Regions from separate parts of the Homo sapiens genome. Here region 2 is linked to region 1. A link is a loop called in an ENCODE intact Hi-C map of the cell type or tissue named here. Cell type or tissue: IMR-90. All regions are shown on one strand. Each heading gives the region's core, and the rest is flanking DNA. Links, peaks and the distances in the headings are about the cores only. Region 1 has its middle 120 kb from the start of PIEZO2. Region 2 has its middle 130 kb from the start of LINC01928.

What was found. A loop is a pair of places that touch in the nucleus more often than their neighbours do. Peaks named below come from ENCODE experiments on the same cell type or tissue, not always from the same donor. Only the 100,000 strongest peaks of a DNase experiment are listed, where the experiment ranks them.
Region 2: a loop joins it to region 1, with 4 times the contacts of the local background. A loop is called at or near these places in 2 of 110 quality-filtered maps.

The regions. Positions count from the first base shown.
Region 1 is chr18:11,264,122-11,274,952 of GRCh38, reverse strand. No RefSeq gene overlaps it. Among named protein-coding and RNA genes, the nearest start is that of PIEZO2, 120 kb to the right of the region's middle. In IMR-90, for the core only: no CTCF peak of the experiment used is centred there; no DNase peak of the experiment used is centred there; H3K4me3 peaks cover 532 bases; H3K27ac peaks cover 412 bases.
Region 2 is chr18:11,320,545-11,331,375 of GRCh38, reverse strand. It overlaps the pseudogene LOC100130329. Among named protein-coding and RNA genes, the nearest start is that of LINC01928, 130 kb to the left of the region's middle. In IMR-90, for the core only: no CTCF peak of the experiment used is centred there; DNase peaks (open chromatin) are centred at 5,165, 5,935 and 7,735; H3K27ac peaks cover 1,433 bases.

The sequences.
Region 1 (10,831 bases), core at 1,531-9,530:
AAAAAAAGAAGAAGAAGAAGAAGAAGAAAATGGACTTTTATTGCCCTTGCTTATCAGTTTACCAGAAGAAAATAGCTATATTAACACGAAAATGGTATGTAACAAGTGAAATTATACTTATGCTCACATTGTTATTTTGACTAAACATTAATTTACTGTTGAGCTTTCTATAACCAAGACAAACAAAAAAAATCATGAGGGTTGCATAATTTTCATCATTGAATTAAAAAAGGCAGACCATTTTGCCAAGAAAGGCACTAATTTTGCAGGCAAAAAATTCTCTGACCATATGTGGCTGCCTAAATGAGAAGCATAGTATCTGTTGAGAACTGTGAAAAGTCTGAGATTTTACCCTATTTGTGAGATAACAGCTTAGCAAGTCACAGGTTCATGGATGCTGGTGAAAGACACTAGACTGCCTGGCCTGAGACTAAGACTTTATTACTCACAAAAACAGCAATACCCAGAGAATCGGCTTTTGTTGTACTGGTTCCTTGAGTTCCAGTTCTTCTAGGGTGACACAAAGAGGACCATGTAACATCAGCACACATACTGGTTGCATTCCAGGATGAGACTTTGACCTTAGGCCCCGGGCTGTAGTCATGACTGACCATTGCTCCAGGAAAACACGATCTCAATCTTCAAAGGCTGTTCACTAGAGAAACATTCTGGGAAAAGTAGCTCAGAATAAAAAAGCAGTCAGCGATTCTATTTGTAAGGTGTGCGGAAACCCAAGAAACCCATGGAGAGTTATCTCACAGCACACACTGAACGACAGTGTCACAGGCCATGCATGGCAGTCATCAGATGGCTAATCATTGATGGGCCTCATTTAAATCCAAAACTCACCTGTTGAAATACATTGTAGAGCTAGTTAATGTGATCTCCAGTACAGCTTTTTGTCAACATAATTTGATTTAACATCAAGAGAAAAGGGTGCAGGAAAAAGGATTAATGAACCAGTCCGAGGAGAGTGATCACAAGTGACAGCAAGAGGTGCCTGTTGAGATGGCCACGTCTAGCTAGTGAAGTCTGGCTCTTTTGATAGCCTTTGAGTCCTCTAATGAGGACTGATAGTGAAGGGTTATGCCCTTATCTGGTTGGGTGTGGTCTCTATTGGTTGGGTGAATATTTGGACCCTTTTGGCTTGACACCTTTTGAAATGTAAGATGGAGTCTTTTTCTAAGATGGAGTCACTTATGTCAAGGGTGTTCTATACACTGCCTCCTGGCTCCATTCAGCATCCCTAGGTCTTCTGTCTTATCCCTCTTTCATGCCCCACTCCCTCAGACATCATAAGCCTCAGGGCCTCCTCGGCCTCCTTTACTTGGCAGAGTCCCCAGCCTTGGGCCTCCCTTCTTCTTGGGGTCTGAATGCCGAACATCTCCCTAGGTCCTTGCTGGGGGCCCAAGGTGCATCTTGGTGAAGATAAATCTCAGCAAAGACGTCGCTGACTGGAACCTGCATCGTTCGCAGGGCTCTCTGTGCATTAAATGAAACATTGTGCTTCTTTACTGTTATCAGTAACATAACACTTTAATAGATCATGCCTCAGCGACTGGGCCATTTTCAGTACTGTCTAATTTAGAGGGTTGGATAAATAAACATTTCCAATCAGTAACAAATGTAGCTATCCTGTAGAGTCACCACCTCCATATTTCACAAATCCACCTACTCTTCCCCATGCCTGGTTACCTGGCTGCAGGGGAATACATCTCTGACATCTCTGCCTCCTGTCTGCATGCCCGGACTCCAGGCTTGCCCTTCCAATGGAGTCTTTCACATGCACACAGAATGATGCTCCTCAAAGGACATGCATCAAGTTTCCTGCTTAAATCTCTTTGCTAGCTCTCCACAGCTGTCAGGATACATATCAAACCTTTTAACAAGGTTTTTATGAGGCTGCTTCTACCAACCTCTCCAGCTTCATTTTTCATCACCCTGAACCCTTGTACATCACATCTCAAATTCGCTGAATGAATGCTGTATCAGTTTGTTCTTACACTGCTGATAAAGACATACCTGAGACGGGGCAATTTACAAAAAAAAAAAAAAGTTTTAACGGACTCACAGTTCCATGTGGCTGGGGAGATCTCACAATCTTGGTGGAAAGTGAAAGGCATGTCTCACATGGCAGCAGACAAGAGAAGAGAAGGTGGGCAGAGAAACTCCCCTTTATAAACCTATCGGATCTCATGAGACTTAGTCACTATAATGAGAATAGCACAGGAAATATCTGCCCCCGTGATTCAATTACCTCCCACCAGTCCCTGTCACAACACGTGGGAATTGCGGGAGCTACAATTCAAGATTAGATTTGGGTGGGGACACAGCCAAAGCATATCAAATGCCTTTCAGTTCCTGTGTCATCTCATGCTCCACGGACAGTTTGATATGTTCTGTCTGTGCCTGTGATACACCCTCACGCCCTCCACCTGTGCTTAGCAGGCTCCTGCTCATCCCGGACTTCAGTTCAGGAGGGTTTCCTCCAGATCAGCAACTCTGCCCAGGCCATTTTCTTCCATCTTCCCCTGATCTTCTCTGTGACAGCTCAAGTCATAAAGTAAGCAACATAGACATTTTTTGTCTCTTTCCTGCTAGTATATAAGCCTAATTAGAGTTACCTCTTGGCCCATTAAGAATACTTTAAAAATAATAATCATAAAAATATTTGATATTTATTGAGTCCTCATCATCCGCCAAGTACTGCTAGAAACACTTTGCCTGCATCTCTCATTAATCCTCTCTCTCAATGAGAGACAGATGTGGCTGCTATTCTTATTTTACAGATGCGGAAACTAAACACAGAGAAATTAAGGAAGTATAGGAAGGAAGTGGTAGAGTCAGGGCATCAGTGAGAAAATATCAATTGTTCTTTGAGAGACTGCAATTCTAATTCTTCCAGATAGGTATTTTGATCTTTATTTTACAAAAAACAAACTAAAGTGCAAAACATTGTACTTGCCCAGGTTGACGTAAGTAGGAAGGGGCTGCTGTGAACCCTTAGAACTCAGGGTGCCTGAACCAGGAGCCCGTGCCCCTCCCACACCTCATCCCTCTAAATGTCTCCATCTCAGTGAGGACCCGCATGGATCAAAGTTGGGCGTGCATGTCATGTTGTTTTACAATTGTCATTGGTAGGAAAAGATCCCTGAAAGGAGAAAAGTTCATATAGGAAGAAATCAGTTAACACAACAAAGTAATGGGGTTTTACCTACAGGAAATATAGATGCATGGCTTGAAATTAGGTACTTGAGGTGGATCACACATATTTTAGGATTGCCCCCTCAAATTATTTTACAAATGAACCTTCTGAAAATATATTTTTATATTTCAAATCCTTAAAAAAAACTGAAAGTTATAAGAAAGATCAAATTACAACGTTTACCATAAATTTTGTTAAAACTAACACATTATGAGAAATACATTTCTTTCTGTATTTTTGAAAGGTTTCAGTAAAGATCAGTGCTCTTACTTAGGATGGTTCTAATTGTCTGAGTCTGTTATGTGTTGGAGATAAAATACTTGATTTAGTGATATAATGTTTCGCATAAATTGTTTTTGTTAAAAGATACATATTCTTTGGAAAACATTCCAAAGCAATATTTGATATGAATGGGAAGTCAATTCATTAGCTTTATAAACTGAAGGAATAGAGACTTTTCAAATATGGATTAAATAAGTGGAAGCAAGTTTATATTCTTGTTGATAAGTTTAATTTCTCATAGAAACAGTGGGAGTTGATACCAGGTGCACTCTCTGAAATGCTGAGAACCTTGTTTCATGCTTTGCAGCTCTCCCTTTTGTGTATGTGAGTCCCTGATAATAATTGCATTTAGCTGATTAAATCAACATAAGATAGCTGTTTATGAATGTTAAATTCTTACTTTCAAGGTTATTCTTGATTTTGGATTATATTTTCTGGCAAGAGATATTTAAATTTTTCTCAACGTAAGATTGAAGGAATATGGAAATATATTACGTCAAGGACATAATCTGACACACAGCTGAACTGTAGAGGAAAACAAAATTATGAAATAATAAAAACCAAAGGTTCTACTCCCACTCAAGTCTGATTCTTTAGGGCTCATCAGTTCTCTTTCTTTTAATTATAGGAAAAGTGTGTAAACCTAGAAGTCCACAGTAAACAAACTCGGACCTTTATTATATCATAAGAAAATTAATTATACATATTTATGGAAATCCATGAGGTAATTTGGTTGCTTATTCTAAAATAAGCAGTTAGATGTAGGAATAACAAATCTGGAAGCATGGCTGAAACCAGACACTTGGAAGCTTGCTTTCAAATCTTTGATCCTTGCTGATTGAGACTGAATTTCCTTTTTTTTTTAACTGAGGAAAAAAAATCTTTTGTAGAAGGATCTCTGACAAAAGTTAAATTTGAGTGGAAAATTGTAAAATCACAACCTTTTGGATCTTTCAATAAGGGTTTAACCCAATGTCATGGCCTTATGAAGCTGAACCAGTCTAAAGATCCTCCCAAATTCAATTCAAGATGTTGTTGATAATAAAGATGCTAACAATTAGTGTCTGAAGGCATGTGGAAATGATTTAATGATAGACATACTAGGTAGGGAGGTTGTGGGAACTAGGCCTGATGCTTGTGATGCCCTCGTAAAGAAAATTTATCTGAATAAAGCCAGGCTCATTTGTTGACATATTTTTCATGACTGCTTTTGCACAACAATGGCAGAACATAATTGCTACCGTCATATGGCCCACCAAGCCTAAAATACACACACACACACACACACACACACATATATATATATATATATATTTTTTTTTTTTTTTTTTGTGAGACAGAGTCTCGCTTTATCACCCAGGCTGGGGTGCAGTGGTGTGATCTCAGCTCACTGTAACCTCCGCCTCCCGGGTTCAAGTGATTCTCCTGCCTCAGTCTCCCAAGTAGCTGGGATTACAGGTGCCCCCCACCACACCCAGCTAATTTTTGTATTTTTAGTAGAGACGGGATTTCACCATGTTGGCCAGGCTGGTCTCCAACTCCCGACCTCAGATGATCCGCCCACCTCAGCCTCTCAAAGTGCTTGGATTAACATACTTATATCTTTACAGAAAAAAATTTGCCAGCCCCTGGACTAGAAAACCAGTGAACAGAACGAAAGTGTTGGCAGATTCATTTTCTCTACTTCCACCCATCCATCCTGGCCATAGGCTTCTATGCCGGAAACGTTCTCTCACTATCTATAATTCTTAATTTTTGAGGTTAGTTTCTTCCCTTTTTTGATTTAGGGTTTATATTTGAGATTTTTTTCCATCACTGCTTCTAGGCTTAGAGATACTGTAAGTTTCTTTTCATTTTGAAATTGGAATTTCAAGCTGTGCAGACACTGCATGCAAGGCAGCCTGTACCGCAGGTCAGGGAGAGTGCATTCCTGGGAGTCAGCAAGTCTGGGTTTCCCTCCCAGTGTCGACCGAGTGAGCTGTGTGACCACTGTGAAGGTATTAGAATGCTCGGCTCTTCGGTTTTCTGGTAGAATAATTGAAGTCCATAAGCCTGGCGCGCCTCCTGGAATTGTTTCTACAGTGAAGCAAGAGATAAACATTTGAAAGGAATTTTCATTTTGAAAAGTCAAAGTGCAGTTTAGTACTATCTTCACTAAATATGGATCTCTGGAACTAAAACACAGAATTTCTTAAGAAGACAAAACCGAATTAACCTGTATTTATTAAGGATCTTCTGTGAGAAAGGAAATGACGCCCCACTGATGGGAGCTGACAATCATGCCGAACGATCATGCCGCCTGCCGACCTGACCCAGCTGAGGTTAGGGTGTCCTGTGGATGCCCTGAGCCACCAAACAGGCAAGGCTAGTCTCTGTAATCAGTCTTTCTAAACTTCCTGAACTTTAGTTAACTCGGATTTTCCAACTCATAGGCAGAAAACTGCATCTAGAATTGGCTTCTCCCCAAACATGATCTTAGCTGGATGAAAACCTAAAAAGCAGAACATCCAATTTCATCATGGAGCACATAATTTAAAGTGCTGCAGTTGAGCGCTACTTGGCAGTAGAAAAACAGTTAAGAACAAACTCTCTGCTGTGAACACTCAACTATCAGCAGCAATTCATAATCATGTCTGCATTTTTCAATGCTGTAGTTGATTAAGAAGGCAAGATTAAGCAATGCATCGTCTAACGGATTTAGCCTGTTTCTCCTTTGGAATTTAGTGACAGATTTGCAGAGTCCACAGTTCCACGGATGTTGGTTATTTTTGAATGTTTTTCTTACTAAATGCTCAATAATACGAAAACGCTGTCTGGGGAGCCTTTTCTTTTTTTACAGCACATTCTTATTTCAGACAAATTGCCATCTTTTTTACTCTTTCAATGTTTTTAAAATTCAAAGGGATAAACAATTAGTTTTCAAAGAATAAGAAAAAAATGAAAACAAAGGACTATTCATTCAGTGCTGCAGTACTTTAACAACGAGTACCCTGAGAGTGGAGAAAATATATATTGTTGTTAAATTAAAGTGTAAATAGACACCTAGGACATAAATTAACCTGCTTTTACAGGGGAAGATAGGTAAATAGAAAAAAACAGAATGACTTAGCCAGCTGTTTTGATTTATGGTTTTAAATATTTCATGCTATGATTTGTGTGAGTTAAGCCATAGGGCATTCAAAACTACTTAAATCTCCCTCAAAGACATTCATTTGCAATTAAAGCATACTCGTGAAGTTCTTTGGGGCTATTTTTCCCTTGAGTTAATGCAACAGGAGAAATTGTTTAAATTCAATGTTCTTTCCTCACAGTGTTTTACTGAACGAACCTAGAGGTTTCTCTTCCTCTCTGCTTCTTTGTGGTAATGGGTCCAATCCATCCTTCCTTCATGTTCTCCACCCACCCCCAATCTCATTTTTCGTATTTGTTCTCAACTCTGATCCACTGATTTCTGAGATACTTTTTTCCTGTTATTATCTCCATGATAGTTCCTTCTGAGTTTCTTTTCCTGGTTTTCCCTCTTCAGTTCCACATTGAAATCAGAGTTTCCATCTTCAGTTGTTCTGGGCCCTCTCCCCTGGGGGTTCATCTTCTCCCCTCTGTTGACTGCCACCCTTCTGTGACTCCCAAACACTGGCCTCTGGCCTGCCTTCTTTAGTCCATCCTGTTCTCAGCTGCCTGTGGGCATCTCCTTTCAGATGCAGGCATAGAACCTTGACTCAGTGTGTCCAGAATGGCGCTCTTGACTATCTCTGGCCCTACTTCTGTTTCTACTAAAATCCAGGAAAAAGAGACTGCTTTCTTCTGCCTCTTTCCTCAGTAAAATGCACTAGCCTTCTTCTAGGTGCTCAACCTAAACCTCTATTCATTTTTCAGTCCCATCTCTCCTTCATTCCTGTCATCCAGTCACTAAATCATATTGCTACTATATCTAAGTCGTATGTCCCATCTTCTCTTCTGTATTTCCCCCTAGAACAGATCTGCTTTTCACCTGCGTGACTCACAGTGGCCTCCCAACCCATCCTGTGCTCCTTCCCTGCTTGCTCCCACCCCCATACTGGTCTCCATAGAGGCATCAGAGCTTTTTCCCAGGCATAGGTCCAAACATATCAGTCTCTTCTCGTCAACCCTAAAAGCCATAGAGAATAAATCTAAACTCAGCCTTGTTGCCAAGACCTGCTTTAATATTGTGCCAAAGTAGCTTTTATGCCTTATTTTCTACTACACTTCACTCCTTTATAGACCTGATGTTTCTTTGCTTTTCAGCCTCTTGGTCTTTACTCAAATTGTTTTCTGCATTTATGCACCTCTTATCTCACTCTGTGGGTCCCTGAAAACCATATCAGTTTCATAAGCCAGCACGCATGTCATCTTATCAACGGATACCCCAGTTCATTCTCCAGCCCTTCCCCACACCACTTCAGTGAGGCCTTTCTTGAACAACCGACTGAAGACTGTGCCTTCACCTCTCTCCTCCTTCATGTCCATTGCACTAGAATCGTCTAGCCTGGCACGCCAGACCGATATGTATTTGGCTTATTGCTGCTTTCCCCATCAAAACATGAACTTGATGGGAGCAGCATGGGAGGAAGTGTTCTCTATCCAAATGTGCCAGAAGCGTTCTCTATCCAATCATGTCTGATGGCACTGTTTTTGTACATCGATTCTTCTCATCACACTCTAATTGGATTAGAATCGTTTCTTCATCAACCTTTTAAATTTAACACATTCAACTCAAGGTGCACTGTGAATATAACATAGAATATTCCCTCTTTGTTAATCTTAGGGAGCCCACAATCTTCCTCTAAATTCCTCCCTGTCATAACTTTGTCCTCTTATTCCTAAACTCAACAGGGTAAGTTTAGAGGAAATAGCCTTGCAACAACACAAAAATTCTATGTGGCAGATGTTAAATAATGTCTGGTGAATTGACTTTAACAGTATGAAAACAATTTATTGTTGAAGAATATGTTTTTTGGGTATGTAGACAGTAATAGTTAAATGAATCTGGGCTATGGAGTCAGGCAGTCTTGAGTTGAATTTGTGAGCCATTACTTACTCACTGTGTAATGTAACAACTCTGGCTTCAGACTAAAAAGTCTATAAAACTCACTAAAAATACATATCTGGTGTGAAGATTATTAATGATGACAGCTAACCTTACACAATCCTTATTTTTTCCTGTTTTTTAAATGTACTTCATGCATTTAACTGCTTGATATGTTCATTAATTTAATATTTTAAAAAATCCTTTAAGGTAGGTGTTTTGTTATAATCTCCAGTTTAAAAATGGGGAAAGTAGGGATAGTGAGATTGTCTTAAAGCTAGTAAGTGACTGAGCTGATTCTTGTTCTCAGATCCATGCTATTAGCTACAATATTTACCTGCCTTTATGTTATTAAGTAAAGTACAGTGTCCTCAGTATCCTCAGCTTCCACATTCAGGGATTCAACCAACTTTGGATCATATATATTGGGAGGTAACAATAAAAAATGACAGTGCAATAATAAAAGTACAAATAAAAACAATACAGTATAACAACTATTTACATGTAATTTGCATTGTATTAGGTATTATAAGTAATCTAGAGATGCTTTAAAGTATACAGAAGGATGCATGTTATGTTATATGCAAACACTGTGTCATTTGATATCAGGAACTTGAGCATACTAGGATTTTGGCATTCTGAGTGGTCCTGGAACCAATCCTCCACAGAATATGAGGAAGGACTGTAATGCATATAAAGATATACTTCTTTAGCTCTTGCCTTGTGGAAGATATTTAATCAACAGGGGCAAGTATTATGATTGCTCTAACTCTAAAGTTTATTTAACCACAAGCAATTTTGAAACATGGAGATACTCATTCAGCAAGAGCTGGGCAAAATCTTTTTAACTTTTGGAAGCAAATGTAATATTATTCAGGGCAGAAGATCCACATGGCAAAGGAAGAAAATGAGAACAGATGTCAAAATATCCCCTTAGCTAATTTTTATTTTGCTTTTGTGGCAAACCAGGTCTCACAAAAGCTAAAAAAGCAGGCCTCCACAACAACAATTTCGGCACTGACTGAATGGTTAGGTTAAATATTAAAGGCTGAGAAAGCCAGTGCCCTTAGACAAAGACTGGAATGAAATAAAGGCCCACCAAGAGTCTTGCCTAGGCCTTTCTCGGCCTTGAAGCATGACAAGAAAATGAAGGAATTTGGCCAGGTGTGGTGGCTCATGCCTGTAATCCCAGCACTTTGGGAGGCTGAGGCAGGTGGATCACGAGGTCAGCAGATCCAGACCATCCTGGCTAACATGGTGAAACTCCATCTCTACTAAAAATACAAAAAAAAAAAAAAAAAATTAGCCGGGCATGGTAGCTGGTGCCTTTAGTCCCAGCTACTTGGGAGGCTGAGGCAGGAGAATGGCATGAACCCAGGAGGTGGAGCTTGCAGTGAGCTGAGATCGTGCCACTGCACTCCAGCCTGGGCGACAGCGAGACTCCGTCTCAAAAAAAATTAAAAAAAAAGGAAATGAAGGAATTCTCACATTCCTCCTACCAGGACCCATTTAGGATTAAACAGGTTTTATTGGGGTCTAAATGAACTCCCCAGACCTCCATACTTTAGCAGAAGAAAAAATAAGGATAATTGTTGCGGGAAGTCAGGGACCCCAAACGGAGGGACCGGCTGGAGCCATGGCAGAGGAACATAAATTGTGAAGATTTCATGGACATTTATCACTTCCCTAATAATACTCTTATAATTTCTTATGCCTGTCTTACTTTAATCTCTTAATCCTGTTATCTTTGTAAACTGAGGATGTACGTCACCTCAGGTCCACTGTGATGATTGCATTAACTGTACAAATTGATTGTAAAACGTGTGTTTGAACAATATGAAATCAGTGCACCTTGAAAAAGAACAGAATAACAGCGATTTTAGGGAACAAGGGAAGACAACCATACGGTCTGACTGCCTGCAGGGTCGGGCAAAAAGAGCCATATTTTTCTTCTTGCAGAAAGCCAATAAATGGATGTGCAAGTAGGAGAGATATCACTAAATTCTTTTCCTAGCAAGGAATATTAAGATCCTAGGAAAAGAAGTGCATTCCTGGGGGAGGTCTATAAATGGCCATTCTGGGAGTGTCTGTCTTATGCAGTTGAGTAAGGACTGAAATATGCCCTGGTCTCCTGCAGTACCCTCAGGCTTATTGGAGTGGGGAAAAAAATGTTCCCTGGTAAATTTGAGTTCAGACCGATTCTCTGTTCTGAAACCATGTTTTCTGTTGTTTAAGATGTTTATCAAGAAAATACATGCATAGCTGAACATAGACCCTTATCAGTTTTTGATTTTGCC
Region 2 (10,831 bases), core at 1,882-9,881, 56 kb before region 1:
CCTATGTTATTAGGATATTGCAAATTGAAACAACAATGGAATAACCACCCTAAATGACCTGAAGAAACAGAGAAATAAACTACTGTTTACATCGTGGCTGAGATAGTGACCACAGGTTGCCCACATGGATGGCTGAGATAGTGACACCTTTGCTTTCTACTGGTTCAATGTAAACAAACTTTGTTTCTTGCAAATATACAAAATTATTTAAAAGTTTGTATAAAATTGCCCTCTGGCTATGTGTATAAAAGGTGTATATGGAATATAAATGAATTTCTTATTTAGACTTGAGTGCCATCCCCAGAATATCTCATTATGTATATGCAAACATTCCAGTATCCAAAAGGGTCCAAAATCTGAAACACTTCTGGTCTCAAGCATTTCAGATAAGAGATAATGAGCCTGGACCATTGTATACCTATCAGAATGGCCAAAATCCAAAAAACTAACAACACCAAAGGCTGGTGAGAATGTAGAGCAATAAGAACTCAAATTCAAAACTGTTCAAAAAAAAGAAATCTATTAGGCAAAAAGATAAATATTCATTAACTTAAACATCATTATTATTTTATAAGAATGTTTACTATACAACATTATAACTTTCTAGAGGAAAAAATTTATTATTAAATTTGTTTTCTGCCTTGGAAGCTTCATTACAAGACAGAGAGTGGAATACTTAAAGTTTAAAAATAAGCAAAAATATAAACTTTAAAACATATTTTCCTTGTTTTAAAGAGTTTAACAGGCACACTTTGTTCAATATAAACAACCTACTATTTAGATCATGCCGACACTAACACAAAACTTGTACCACAAGAATAAAAGTTAACACGATTTTTTTTTCTTTCCTTTATTTGATTAATGGACCTAAACAACCCCTACTGTATTTTTAAAAAATGAACTAGGCATTATATAAAATGCTTAACTACTAAATAATTAATTTGTTGGTTCAAGTGTTTAGAATATAGATTAGAGTTTTTTTAAAAGGTACTGGAAAAACATAGAAGTGTATGATAGAACCCCTGCTTGGAAACAAATGTGTGCAAATGAATGATGTTTGTAGGCATGTACAATAGTAGAGAAGAACTACCAATTTTTCTTTTAAAGAAGGGTAAGCTAAGAGTTTTATGGACTTCTTTCAAAAGCAAATAAATCACTTGCTCATTATAAATCTTGTTTATATTTTGGTTATATTAAATGGTATAGTTTATTTTTAATTAGAAGAAACTATTGATTACACAGATAACAAATATTACATTCTGGCCAATAGCAAAATTTTTAGACAAATGACAAAAGCATACCAATGATAAGTGTGAAGAAATAATTTCATAATGATGCTATTCCAATAGCACTAAGATCTTTGCTATCATCAATCCAAGGTTTAATTTTACAACAAAAGCAACATTTTTAATCTCTTTCTCTCTGTTAAAAGCATGCACACACACATCTATTCATGCACATATGCACAACTTCTCATGCCATACTGTCTCTATGAGCACAACTGAGGTTATCTTCTGTTTTTGACTACTTAAAAGTTTTCAGGGAAAAAAATCAATTATAATTTTACAAATCAATAATCAAAAATGAGCCCTTGCTGTAATTAAAGATCTCTCAAGGGCATTCTATATTTGAAGTGCAGCTTTCGGCCAGGCACGGTGCTCATGCCTGTAATCCCAGTACTTTGGGAGGCTGAGGCAGAAGAATCTCTTGAACCCAGGAGGTGGAGAGCAGCCCAGGCAACATGGTGAGACCCTGTCTCTACATAAAATAAAAAATTAGCTGGGCATGAGGAACATGCCTGTAGTCCCAACTACTGGGGAGGCTGAGGCAGGAGGATTGTTTGAGCCCAGAAGGTTGAGGCTGTGTGAGCCATGATCATGCCAGTGTACTCCAGCCTAGGAGACAAGGCAAGACCCTGTATCAATTTGAAAAAAATTAAAAGTGCAGCTTTCCATGAAGTCTTTCATGACAATTGATAGATGCAGGTGAAACAGAGTTTATCTTTTACTCAGCAGAACATTTTTTAGGTTAGCGAAACTTATCTATTTTTTTGTTAATCAGCAATTGTTAAATTTCTCCTCAGTTGGCATGAAGGTAAAAAAGCTTGGCTTGGCCTCCTTATTTTTATAGTTTGCTTTGAAGTACAATACATCTGTAAGATAAGGAAAGTTAAACTCGAGGTCTATTTCTCCTAACCTTACATTACAAATTAAACAATGATAAAGTACATTTCTTCTATGTGTGTGGTTCCAAAATTATTCATTGCAAAATCCTGTATCCTTTCCCATTTAATTAATTCCAGAGATTGAAATTTGTATCCTTGTCAATGTCAAATTATCATTTATATTATGAAAGGCATCACAAATACTATTCATTATAGTTCAACACCAATTCCTTTCTTTAAAGAAGAGAAGGTCATTTAATTTAATCTGGGCCAACCAAATCTTTCCTGGAAAAAGACAAATTATTGGCTTAAAATTTTTGGCAAGGAGCTGTACGTTTTTCTCCTTGATCATCTGAGAAGATTTAGCAGGATTTATTAGTCCCTAACATCTTGATCTCAGTCTCTAACAAACCACTGAAAATGAACACTTAAGGCTAATAAAGCTGACCCAGACAGATCAACCAATTCCATAAGATACAGGATGAAGAGGCTGGGCGCGGCGGCTCACGCCTGTAATCCCAGCACTCTGGGAAGCCAAGGCGGGTGGATCACGAGTTCAGGAGATCGAGACCATCCTGGCTAACACGATGAAACCCCGTCTCTACTAAAAATACAAAAGAAAAAAAAAAATTAGCCGGGCATGGTGGCGGGCACCTGTAGTCCCAACTACTCGGGAGGCTGAGGCAGGAAAATGGCGTGAACTCGGGAGGCGGAGCTTGCAATGAGTCGAGATTGCGCCACTGCACTCCAGCCTGGGCAACAGAGCAAGACTCCGTATCAAAAAAAAAAAAAAAAGATATGGGATGAAGAAATTATCAGGGTTCTTTTCTTGATTCCAGAAGTGATGGGCTATCCTGTCAGAAATTCATAACAAGGTAAATACCTGTGACACAGAAGCAAATAAGTAAATTACGGTGAAGATTACAGTTGAAGAAGTAGGATTTTTTTTTTTAACAAGTGAAAGTGTAAAGGAATAAAATGCCCTGGAATCACTAAAATCAATAAAACTTCAGCAGACCTATTACTTTTGGAACAAAAATGTCCTAAGTGGGTAATAACAACCTTTGAGTTCATCAGACAATTATCGTGGGTGCTACGCAAATTGAGTTAGGTAGAAATCCTGCTAGCATCGACAACCGCCCAATTACTACCAATATTATTAGTATATAGCAATAATCCTAATTACATTGGGTCAGATACACATGTTTCCAGAGTAAGGCCCAGTGCCACTTACAATCCTGGCTCTTAGGGCAGGCCCTGAGACCGATTGGAGAACTGCCAATGTGGTTGAATGTTTGGCAGTCATTACAATTCAGATGGGAGTTAGGGCAGAGAAAAAGGCACCAACTAATACGTAGTAATAAGTCTCAAGACAGGAGTATTAGACTCTGACTTATTCAAGATAAAAATAGAGTTGTAAGGTTGCCAAAACTAGCAGCAATGGCTGTAGTGACATTAACAGAATTTATACCATTCTTCTTTGAACCAACAATAACCTAAACTATTATTATTCTCTGCAGAAGAGATGCATGGAAGGTAGTTTTCTCTCTGTTAGAGCACAAAATGATGGAATGATCAAAGTTTTATTTTCCTTCTGGAATCCAGCCCAAAATAATTGCTGCTACAGCTGCAAGAAAACCCACTACAGTTGCCGGAATCTGCTTTAAGGCCAAACTGCCAATTCCTAGGTTCTACTTTTCAACGGGTGAATCCATCTTCCCTACATTTACTGCAGTGGTTAACCTTGATGCCAATGTCATTTCCAAGTTTTCATGGAGAACAAGAAGTGCAGAAATTAAAATGAAAACTTCTGTAACCTTTTTGAACACTTCGTATTAATTTCCCATTGCTGCTATTGCAAGTTACCACCAACTTAGTAACTTAAAACAACACAAATTTATTATACTGCAATTTTAGAGATCAGAAGTCCTAAATTTAAGGTGTCAGCAGGGCTGCATTCCTTCAGGAGGCTGTAGGGGAAAAATGTTTCTTTGCCTTTTCCAACTTCTAGAGGCCACCTGTATTCCTTGGCTCATGGTCCCTACCTCCATCTTCAGAGTTGGCAGTGTAGTATGTTAAATCTCTCTGATCTTTGCTTCCATCATCACATCTCTCTTACTCTGACCCTTTTGCCTCCTTCTTATAAGGGACCTTGTGATTCCACTGGACCCATGCAGACAATGCAGGATAATGTTCCTACTTCCAATCCTTAAATTAATCACATCAACATGGCCCCTGTGCCATGTAAGGTAACATATTCATAGGTTCTGGGGGATTAGGGCATGGACATCATTGGGGGATGGCATATTCTGTCTACCACAGTCCATGCTCTGATCCCCAAAGATCTATGTCCACTCTACATGCAAAATGTATTGACCTCATCCCAACATCTCCTCAAGTCTCAAACCATTGAAATTTCTCAGTGTTGTACTATATCTAACATAATGCCAACTGAAAATATTCCAAAACCAACTAGCAAAAATAGTGAAAGTATTTGCAATATCATAGTGTCACTGGATATCTTTGTTAATTTCTTTGTTTGTTTCCAAAATGATATCTTCCTCAACATCACTAGGAGTACCTTCATCTTTTAACATGGCAGTAGTTTCTGAAGCTTGCCATCCTTCCCAGTATGGCATAGTCACCATGTTTGGTGAAAGTTTGATAGCACCTGCCCATTTTTTCTATGAAAAGACTGCTGTGAGAAACTGATACTCCCTCCATGTGTTGTTCTGATCTATTACTAAAAGCCTGTGTTCCAGTTGATAATTTATCCTGCCAAATACCTTTGGTTTTTTTATTCCTGTCTTTCTGACTTTTCTGGTAAATGACTGGACCCATATTCAGCAGTAAGTTAAAAAAATTATCAGATTAAATTGCATTAAATTTAACTCCAATCTGCAAAACTTTCTCCAAGACTTGGACCACTATTGTGTTAGTAATAGATCTTCTTTATTATTAGTCATCTTGTCATAGCAACAGAATGTGTATTCCTCTGTTCTCAAACTGCATGAGGAACTGTAGCAGTTGAATCAGAACCACAAACACTGGTTTTAAATTAAGATACTGACTTTGGCCGGGCGGGGTGGCTCATGCCTGTAATCCCAGCACTTTGGGAGGCCTAGGCGAGTGGATCACGAGGTCAGGAGATCAAGACCATTCTGGCTAACATGGTGAAAACCCATCTCTACGGCCAGGCGTGATGGCACACACCTGTAGTACCAGCTACTCTGGAGGCTGAGGCAGGAGAATCACTTGAACCCGGGAGGCAGAGGTTGCAGTGAGCTGAGATTGTGCCACTGCACTCCAGCCTGCATGACAAAGCGAGACTCCATCTCACAAAAAATAAAATAAAATAAAAAATAAAGAAGATACTGACTTCATTGTATGGAAGAAAAATAATGTTTCCACTAATAAAAAATGTTCAGAAGGTGACAGGAAGAGGTAGATCTTAGGATGCACCTGACCCCAGCTCCTAGCAAACCTCAGGGCTTTTCTTTTACTGTCACCTGTCTCCATGTGGAGAGAGGGACAGAGACACTCTGGGCAAGGATGAAAGGACCATTCACTTCATCCTCAAGCATCTGAAGCTCCAGTCTCAGAGTTCCTTCCTGCTCAGCATCTTCTTACATCATCACTCATAAATCTACTTTTAATGTTAAATGTGATCAAGATTATCGCCCATCATAATAGACATGTTCCACAAATTTAAGCCCTATCTCTAGAAAGGCTGTAGACCATCATTTTGCTCTGAATCAGCAACGGTTTTGAGATTTTTGTGGCTTTTTTAGCCCATTGAACTAGCATGAGTCAGCCAGTCATTTTGAAACTGACAAAAGAGAAATTTGACTTTTGAAATTTTTTACACTGTATAGCACAGTGACTGTCCCTTGCCACCCTGCCAGCGTCCCACTGTCCTTGAGTTATATCAAAGCTACATATGTTGTGGGCCGGTCTGAGGCATTGTGGGCTATTTGATCCTTGCACTCTTCCACATAACCACCTGACACATGAACTGTGAAAATCTCAGTTGAGTTTGTTTAGAAAACCCTCACATGAGAAATACTCTTGGCTTTCTGAAGAACAGTCAGCAATTTCCCAGAATTTAATAGGAGTCAACAGGATTATACCATCATGGATATATGTCTAGCTAACTGTGATACAATCTTCTGGAAAAAAATAATGGAATTAATGTAAAATACTGGTAATGCCTGATATTTGACAGAACAGTAACACAGGGCCAAATATTTTTTTAAATGTTACGTGCTTGCATCCTTGGCTTTCGGGGTGAGGGGATTGAAAAGACTAATCTTTAAGATTTCTTCTCCTGAGAGCAATCCTAGGACTCTGAGACCACGTTTCCCAGTGGCTGCAGGTGACTGCTAAAGCTCCAGTGACCTCTTGATTTGAGACTCAAAGCTCTGTGTCTTGTCAAGATCAGCCAGGGCCTGGCACACAGGAAAATGTTTGCCTTCATGGCAGATAGTTGTTGAAATCTTACACCCTCCCATGATTATTATGGCGAAATCTTACACCCTCCCATGATTATTATGGCAGGCAAAACCAAACAACCCTTGAATCATAAATTTTAAACAACTGAAAAAATGCTTTCAGAGCCAAGAGAGGCTTTGATTTTTTCCCTTGTTGAAGATTTTTATCAAATGAGATAGAGAGCATTATGCTTTCTTCTTAACCATCATCTCCAAGGAGTTCAAGAAATTGTGGCTGGGTAGAGGCCCTTGGGATTCTCCTTTAATGATTAAATTAAAGAATGATTTGAAATGACTTTTTACATATAACTAACAATAATATTAAATTGTTGTTAAGTTCTGCATATAAGTATTACATCATGAAATACACCTAGAATGTTATATAACACACATAATATGTAAAGGAGCTACTTGTTTTATCTCCTCTTTGCAAATGAAGAAAGGATGCTTTAGACAGGTTGGATAACTAACCCAAGGCCACAAGTAACTAATCTGCAGAACTGACCTACCTGCCTCCAAAGCTCGGATCTTAACTACTATACTATATGGCAACCCTGGGAAAATAGAACAAAAAAACCTAACTTAAAAAGATACAACATATATCTGAGTTCAAATCCAACCTTCATCACTAACTCACTTCAAAAAGTGAGATTTTTGACAAACCTCACTTTCTTTAGTCACGAAGCTGAGGTGAGTTTTGAATGAGATAACGTATACAGTGGCACTCAGCAGAGTACCTGAACAAGATTAACTTGTTAATTGTTAACTTCTTTCCATTAAAAAATGAGATTTTCTTGGGGCAGGTGTGAACATCGCAGCTAGTGAGTGAGACTGCCTAAGCCCTCACTGCCCAATACGGTGGCCACACGGCTAGTTAAATTTAAATTAGATTTAAAGTTAAAGAACAACCTGTGTAAAAAATAAATACTACATGTCATGGAGGGATCTGTAAACACCAAGAGGAGTATGAGTCAGAACAACTGTGTGAAAGATAAGGTCAGATGGAGATAAATCCCTGGGGTGCCAAGAAAGCCCTGGGGGTGGGGGCGTGGAAGCAAAAGACAGCGGGTCTCTGCGAGTCACTCTTGTTCAGTCTCAGGACCCTGGGAGACACTCATGGTTTCCTGGGCTTTTTCCCAGGAATTTGGCATTGAACTTGATGTTAATCTGAGGGAGTTTCCAGTTCCTGGCTGCGAGGCTGGATGAGGACACGTGGCCCCGAGGCACAGAGAGCCCAGGGCTGTGGGCAGAGAAGAGTCAGAGCCTCAGGGGCCTCGCCCTGTCCAGAACTCCACGTGACATGACGCCCCACAGAGCGAACCTCTGACAAACAAGCATGGGGCCCGTGTTGCCCTAGTGGATGGAAATGGACGTGGGAAGCAAGGTATGGTACAGATGCTGCCTTAGAGAGAAAGATAATTACAGGCAAAACTGAGCTAGACGACTCTGCTCCAGTTTGAAAAGTTTGCCATTTGAATGGCAAAGACTGAACAGCATATAAGCGTCCACTTTCTGACAGTAACCACCTACATATGGTCAATTGTAACTATTTACACTAATAATATATGCTGGGGATTCTCTGTCTCCCCATCTACATCTATTCTCCCTGGCCTTGTCCCCGGGGAGAATGATTTCCGGGACCATCTTGGCAATGCCTTGTGCGCTGATCTCCGCTGGGTTTGGTGAAGAGGAGACTTGAGGAGATAGAGAAGCTGGAGGTCCAGGGGCTCTGCAGTGGCTGTGCTCATGTCCTGAGGAGCACACCCCTTGCAGGACACCTCTCCCGTGGCTGTGGTTCTGGCTGGGTCCTGGATGACAACTTCCTTCTGTTGCAGCCCCTTCAGGCCCTGGCTCGTAGTGTTTGCAGAAACGTGGTGCTTTGCCCTGCCCTGTTGTTGTTAACCAAATCACATACTGGTAACTAACTCTTTCACTAAACTCTTGCCCATTATCCATTTTGAGGGTTCCTGAGATGCCAACTGATCCTTGAATCTAATGATTTGAAGATGGCTGAGAACTCCTTAACAGGCAAAATAGGTTTTGTTGGCCGGGCGTGGTGGCTCAAGCCTCTAATCCCAGCAGTTTGGGAGGCCAAGGCGGGCAGATCACCTGAGGTCAGGAGTTCGAGACCAGCCTGGGCAACATGGTGAAACCCCGTCTCTACTAAAAATACAAAAATTAGCCGGGCATGATGACATGTGTCTGTAATCCCAGCTACTCGGGAGGCTAAGGCAGGAGAATCGCTTGAACCTGGGAGGCGGAGGTTGCAGTGAGCCGAGATTGTGCCACTGCACTCCAGCCTGGATGACAGAGTAACACTCCATCTAAAAAACAAAAAAAAAAAAAAAAAAAAGTTTTATTGTGGCTTTTCCTTGTGCTCTATGTTTATATGGATACTGATACGGTTTGACTGCGTCCCCACCCAAATCTCATCTTGAATTGTACCTCCCATAATTCCCTCGTGTGGTGGGAAGGACCAGTGGAGGGTAGTTGAATCATGGGGAGGCGGATCTTTCCTGTGCTGTGATAGTGATTAAGTCTCAGGAGATCCAATGATTTTATAAAGGGGAATTCCCCTACACAAACTCTCTCTCCCCTACCACCATGTAAGAGGTGACTTTGCTCCTCATTGGCCTTCCATCATGATTGTGAGGCCTCCCCAGCCATGTGGAACTGTGAATCAATTAAACCTTTTACCTTTATAAATTACCCAGCCTCGGGTATGTCTTTATTAGCAGGGTGAGAACAGAATAATACAGATACACTGCAATGAACCCCAGGTCTTGGCCAGGATCTTTCTCTGTCTTCATTTTTGTCCCTTTACTTTAATACTATTTATATATGGATGACTTCTACATTGATGTCACTTGCCTAAACTTCTACAGAGTTCTAAATTTGTATACCCAACTGTGTACTTGACCTTTCTTTTTGAATTTTCTATAGGCAGTTCACACAGAACATGTCCAAAGCAGAATCTGCCTTAATCCTCACCATCCTGCTCCCTAACCTGTTCTTGCCCATCTTCCCTACTTTAGATTTTGGTAAATTACACCACTATTTAACCAAACGCTCAAACTATAAACTTAGGTATTTATTTCTTAAGTTTATTTTTCTTCTATAAGCTCCCCCCACCGCTGCCACCTTTTTTTGGTCTGCAACCTAGAAAGAATCCTCTAGGAATAATTTTTTGCATTATTATTTGCTATGGTAATAACAAGGAAACATTACATTGAAATGCAGTGTTAATAGGGCATTTAATTTATTTAACTTACTTTGTAATATTGTGAACTGTCTATAAGTCTGTTCTTATTACACTAATGACAACTAACAAACCTAAGCATCCTCTAACTTTCAGTAACATTGGTAGCTATTTACGTTCATAAATTATTTCCTGTAAGCCCTCAGAGGAAAATTACCTCTTAATCTTTTCTTACCAAACGTCTCACAAAACCAGTGGCTTAAAGGGGAAATATTCCTTTTGCAACCACATCCTGTCCCCAGGCTTTCTCTGTGTGCCAAAGACACATGTTTGTGTTTATCCTCTGATTCTGAATCACTACTGAACTTAAATTTCTTCCTGGTGACTGCCTGGGGGTCGAGATGACTTATTTTAGATGAAATTTGATTAACCCAATGGGTACCACCAAGGAAAAATGCCGTAGATTTTTTATTTTGGTCCTACAATCATTATATGTGTGTGTGTGTGTGTGTGTGCGTGCGCGCGCGCGTGTGCGTGTTTTGCCATGGTAGATTTCTAGGGATGCAGGAATTTGCTTTTAGATATTTTTAGATATTTCCTTTTAGAGAGTGTTTGAGGCGAGAGGGCATAGATTGCTTTCAGATCATGCCAGTCTTCAGATGTCAGAAAAGGACAAAGACATAGCTAGTTCTGGGATTTATTTTAGAAAGGAGATTGACTGCAGGCAATGACACTGGGGAAACACAGGCAGGGCCAACCTGAGACGAAGGCAGAGAAGCAGCTCACCAGGCAGATGGGAGCCATCGGGATGCTTGCTGTTCTTGAAAAACATATCCTCTTCCTGCAGTATCTTATTGGAAATGCCACAGTTGGGGATGTATTCTCTTATCAGAAGGCTTCTTGTTCTCTATTAAAACACAACACCCCAGGAAGCTATTGCACCGAGCCTTAACAGCCACGATGCCACTATGATTAGTT